Linked DNA regions of Homo sapiens: region 2 is linked to region 1. Evidence: chromatin loops called from intact Hi-C (ENCODE). Cell type or tissue: Caco-2. All regions are shown on one strand. Links, peaks and the distances in the headings refer to the core of each region. The heading gives the core; the rest is flanking DNA.

What was found. Peaks named below come from ENCODE experiments on the same cell type or tissue, not always from the same donor. Only the 100,000 strongest peaks of a DNase experiment are listed, where the experiment ranks them.
Region 2: it touches region 1 in a loop (9-fold over the local background); 1 of 110 quality-filtered maps calls a loop at or near these places.

What each region holds. Positions count from the first base shown.
Region 1 is chr2:9,101,575-9,104,493 of GRCh38, forward strand. LOC105373414 (a long non-coding RNA gene) reads left to right here and starts at 1,010. Exons shown (of 6, transcript NR_187861.1): 1 at 1,010-2,586; 2 at 2,705-2,919. RefSeq lists an enhancer at 2,880-2,919. In Caco-2, for the core only: no CTCF peak of the experiment used is centred there; DNase peaks (open chromatin) are centred at 1,477, 2,131 and 2,497.
Region 2 is chr2:9,024,623-9,027,541 of GRCh38, forward strand. LOC124907729 (a long non-coding RNA gene) reads left to right here and starts at 1,486. Exons shown (of 2, transcript XR_007086200.1): 1 at 1,486-1,565. In Caco-2, for the core only: no CTCF peak of the experiment used is centred there; a DNase peak (open chromatin) is centred at 1,339.

The DNA of each region.
Region 1 (2,919 bases), core at 210-2,709:
CATGAAAGGGCCTAGACTTTTGAAAACCAAAAAAGTCCCCCCCTTATTTTCCTCTACCCTGCTCTGCTCATTCCCTTTGGGGAGGTAATGATCACACTCTGGCCTACCTGCAGCTCCTAACGGTGCCAAGTACATAGAGAAATGCCAAGGGCAAGGGGCAACCGTGAGATCGCATCTTAAACAGTATCCTCACATGAATCTCCCAATAACAAAGAATTATCCTCGTGACATTCACTCAGTACATTATAGTCCACTGAGCGCTCTCACTCTGTTCGTCTCATTTAACCTTACAATGTATTATTCTCACAATGTATTGTATTTGTATCCTTACAATGACCCATGTACAAATTATCATGCCATTTGGCAGATGAGAAAACTGAGGCCCAGAGTGAAGAGGTAATTTTCCAATGCTCCACAGGTGATACATGTCAGAGATGAGACAGGATCCAGATTCATGCCACTCCGTTTGTTTCCAGAGAATCTAATCATTACCAGCCTTCAGAGGGCAGAACAGAAAGACAGTCACTGATGCAGAGGATCTGAAGGGCTCCCAAGCCCTCCTCTTACCCAGCGCCACTCAAATTCCCCAGGACGGGGCTGCCTCCTTTCACTCCCCACTAGTTCTTACTTGGTGTTAAGCCATCAAAGACCTCGATGAATTGCCCCTGTAGAGGGTACCATGAAGACAGGGCCTAGCAAGTTTACTTCAAGGAGAAAAAGTGCCGGAAATGAAACAGATTAAGACAGTGGCCCACAGCACGGCAGGGGCTGACCTCCCGGGCCGCATCCAGACATTCTCACTTACAAGCAGTGTGATTCTGGGTAATTAACCAAACCTCTTTAGGCCTCTGTTTTCTCACATGTAAAGAAAAGATAATCACAGAATCTCCCTCAGAAGGGTTCTTATGAGACTTCCATGATATCATGCAGGTAAAATATCTCCCTGCCTGATTTGGAGTAAGCATCCATAGATGCTAGCTAATATCATTATCGAAAGGAGGCTGTGAAAACACGGACACTAATATTTCACTAGTGTGTCATTGACGCTGCAGCAAGACTACATTACCGTTTTGAAGTTAAATAAAACATAGAGATAAATCTCTGAGTTTAACATGTTTTATTTGGGAAGCAACAACTGCAGTTCGGGGGATAGACACAGAACGGTGGCCTCTCGTATGTCCAAAGAACAGAGAAGTTTGGAGGTTTTATGAAGAGGAGAAATGCTGTGTATTGTTTTGAAATAAAGTTCCTTGGCACTAGTAAGGTTTTGGGGATGCTGGCGAACACTGATTTGTGGGTGATGGTGTTAGATTTCAGCAGGTTGTTCCAGTGGCTGTTAGATAAAACTGGTTTCAGGTTACACCTGGCAGTTCCAGCAGCCAGGTCTGCAGAGAATCGTATGCTTGAAGGAACGTCTTGTGCCTCAAGCGCTTTACCCGCAACCTCTGGACTCTGTTTTAGTTGAGTGTGACAAGAAAGACCCAAGGCGTATGAAGCTTTGACCCTGTTTTGTAAACTCCCTTTGATGCGGTCAGAGTTCATTTGGGGAAACTTCTGGGAATAGTCAACACGGCCGGTTGGAAACGGAGGTGGAATTCAGTGGTTACAGCAGAAGCCTGCACTCTATCGTCCAGTGAGAGCAGCCCAGGGATGGGCACTCATGAAGGAGAGTGATGCTGCCCACAGGAAGCAGGCCAGTGCTGAGCAGAGAGAACCACAAGAAAAGCAGACAGGTCTGCCCGCGTTTGAGCTGGTATCACTTGCCCAGCAGGCAGGCATGGGGTGACACATGACTGGGCGAGCCACTCGCTGGGTGGGGCATTCACACAGGTCAGCTCAAACCAGATGGAGCCTGGGACTGTGACCAAGGAGCGAGTGAAGGTCAAAGCCACACATGGGGCTGAGGGGCCAGGTGGCCGCCTTATGAGATCGAAGGCGGGAAGCTTTGGAACAGGGCAAAAAGGGGAGCCCAGGGTGAGGGGAGAGGGCCGAGCAGCTCGGATCTCTGATGGTGAGCTGTGCAGAGATGGGGAAGCGCCTCTTTTCCTCTTTCATGTGGGTGTCAGGGGGGGTCCAGGCCTGAGGGAGCCAAGCTGGAGGGTGCAGGGTTTCGCGTCTGCCTCGGAACTGGATGTTTGAAAGCAAAGGTGAACGGCCCAGCAGGCCCGCTGGGGCACTGGGAGAACTGGTTTTTGCCATTTTAGGAATTGTTTGGCTTTGGCTTTTTTTCTCACTAAGAAATTGGAATCTGAAAGAGCCTTTCAGCTTATTGTTGAAAATCCATCAGGACCTGAAAATTAGAGACCGGGCCTGAGCTTTCAGCACATTTAAACTCACGGGAGCGAGGTGGAAAAGCCACAGGAAGTGGATGCACTAATTTAGAAAATAGGGAGAGGGAAGACAGCGCCTGTCCCCTCCCTGATTGACCACAGGTAACCCCTGGTCTCTCTGTCTACTGAGGCTGAGTGGCCTGTTCTGGGTCTGACTACCCTACCCTGGGGCCTGACTCTGCCCCGCCCCTCGCAACACTCAACAAACGCTTGTGGAAGGAGTGAACAAATGACAAGTCACGAAACCTAAATACAGGTATGTCACAAGAAGCCCTCCAGGCAGCGAGTCACTTAGCACTGCACAGGTAGCAACTTTCTAAAATATTTTACCTTTAGTATTGTCATTTCATATTTCTGTCTTTCTCTTACTTTAGTGTACTATTTTATGGTGTCTTAAACCATCACGCAATTCCACGGGTATGCAGCACAAAGAATTGAGAAGTAATTCCGATAAGAGCAGGGGAATAGTAATTGAAACTGACACCCATGTGACACTTTACAGTTTACAAAGTGCATGGGTCGCAATTCCAGAGTCTTCAGCTTTGGAGGAGACTGAGGTGCGGGACATGGAAAAGAAGGTCATTCTCTT
Region 2 (2,919 bases), core at 152-2,651, 77 kb before region 1:
AAGTACATATATTTCAATGTTATCAATTCCTGTAACTATTTATTAACATTTCCTTATGTGTTTTCTCCAGATGTTGGAAGTGAAAAAAAAAAGGCCTTGTTAAAAAGAAGAAGAAGAAATAAATAAATAAATAAATAAATAAATAAATAAATAAATAAATCTTGGGCTGAGAAAATCTGCAAATAAGCACATAATTGGCTCTGAGTTTCTTGGGGATGAAGACAAAGAGGGAAACACACTGATTACATATTTTTCAGTGTCTTAGAAAATGAAACACTCCAGTCCATCATGAAACAATTGTTTTCTGGCTCTCCTGTCTGTGAGCAACTTCTCAAGTGGGTGGATTTAGTAAGTAGCACGCCGGACAGTGTCCCCCCAGTCTCACAAGAATGGCCCAAAAGTTCTACTCGTGACTGTTTCTTATGAAGCTGAGCCATGCTGCGAAGTTTTTCTTCTGTGATGAAGGGAATACAGGTTGGGTCCAAGCTTTCTAGAGACTCATCTTGACACAGGGCTAAAACTCAGGGAACTTCAAGGAACAGGGTCCTTGGCAAATGACATTTGTCTCAGCTGGAGTTTTGAAATGAGCTATATTCAGACAGTTCATAAGTTGAGTCTCTAACATGTAGCTGAAGGTCAGATAACCAATATTGTAACTGAAGGGAAAGCCACATGCTCCCATTGCCAGATACGTAAGCAGCAGAGCACCCTTTCGTGAACACTGAGGCGTCTGCATTGCACTCTCACCAGAGGGGAGGCTGCCCCCTCCACTCTGGAATTGGCCATAGACACACGAAAATACTTTGGTCATATAGATTTCTTATTTTTCAGATTTGGCTTTTTCCACTGGAACATTTGAAAGTCAATTTTACATCAGAGTGGATCCACATTGAATATCCCTGGAGGTTATTTCCAACCTTTCCATCATTATTTAAAGTGTATCTTTCCAAAAATTATCTTTAGTCTAATTAATATTAGCTTTTCCAATAAGTGGTTTCATTTATTATACTCCAATAGTGCTTTTTCTCTATATTATACGCTATATTATACAAAAAATTATCTATGCTCTTGTTGTTTAAAATTATACAAATGGTACATCAAGAGAATATTCAACATGATGTATTTTGAAGAGATGATTGGTGATGAGCAATGTTTTGTGCCTTGTAGGGGTTATTGTGGCTTTATCTGATTCACGTGACTTCTAACTATTATCTTGTTTCTCTCCTGGATCAGATACGTACGTATACAGGATCCACTAAGATTGCTGTTGTGAAAATGTATTCTGGGTATGTGGCCACAGTGTGAGTTGTAGGATAGAGCAACCGGTGGAACAAGATAACTGCTTCCCCCTGAAACAGCCCTGTTTAGGAATGTTGTCCAGATTGTAGGGAACTCAAACAATCCCTTTAAGTAGAAAGTAAATAGATTAGGAAAACAGCCACAAGGTTTGACACACCATCAGTGACTTTTTTCCCCTTTCCCTTTTCTTTTCATGGTGTAAGAGAACAGACAGCATGCATTGCAAGATCTGCCTTGTCTTGCTGCCACCCTGGACTGCCTCACATGTAAGTTCCCCCTGAATAAATCTTTGACGACCTCCCAGACCGGAGTGGTCTACGTCTTTCTTTGGTCTGAGCTTGCTCTCTGCTTAAAGAGGGCAGTTTTCTGTTCTGGCAGGGAGTTTTCCCAACAATTACATTTTCCAATATGAGAGTGATTACCCACATGTGGCTATCGAAATTCAAATTGATTAAAATAAAAAAATCCATTCTACTAAGATTCAGTTGCACTAGCCACATAAAGTGCTCAATAGTTCCCCATGGCTAGTGCTAGAGTACTGGATACAGCGGAGAGAGAGAGGGGAGAGATTTCCATTTTCGTCATCATGGGAAATTCTACTGGACAGCACTGCTCCAAGAAATAAAATCGATGCTCTATTGCCATAAGAAATAATATCTATAAAGTCATAGCTATGCAGATTAGTGGAACTGATGACAATTAGAATATACCTGAGACTCAAAGAGAAAGGATTCTGGTCTAACAAGAAAACAAAAAATGGTTAAAATGGTAGTTCATTTGGAGGTAGAGGTAGAAGTAATGTGTGTTAATTACAAGGACTGTAACCATCAGGATCAAGGTCCAGGAGAAGGACAATCATCTGACCAAATTGCAGTGGGGCAGGAAGTGCCTGCAAGCGGGTATTTGGTGCGGGTTTTCTACTTATTGCACCAAAAAGTGTTCTGTGGTCTGTATACTCAGGAAAGTATGGGTTTAACAGAGCCAGAAGGGTTTCTTTACTTTCAGTCTTTAGTATCTTGAGAGCCCTACTATTTATCCAGGGTTTCCCAGTCCTTTTTGAATTTGGGGTCCTTTTCTAATGTGAATCATGTTCTGGGGAAACCCTTTGGTTTAGGACGTGGCTGAGGGCAGCCTCCTCTTTCAATCTCCCCTCGTACCACACTGACTCACCTTATCCCTGTCCATCCCCAAACATCTATGTAACTTACAACACGATAGGGACTCCATGGCACTCTGCCCGTCAAGGAGATTTCCTTATTTTGAAATGTGCTCGCCTATCTGCTCATGACATGGCTGTGATCTTGCCTTCTGCCAATATTTCATGTTCTGGTGAACACATTTGCTCACAAATGGGGTCAGTGCTGCACCTATTTCCAAAGTGTCATGGAAGCATTTCAAGCTGGATGTCAAAAATCAAGTTTTAGGCCAGCACTGTGGCTCACACCTGTAATCCCAGCAATATGGGAAGCCAAAGTGGGCGGATCACCTGAGGTCAGGAGCTCGAGACCAGACTGGCCAACGTGGTGAAACCCCATCTCTAGTAAAAATACAAAAATTAGCTGGGTGTGGTGGAGGGCGCCTGTAATCCCAGCTACTCGGGAGGCTGAGGCAGGAGAATGG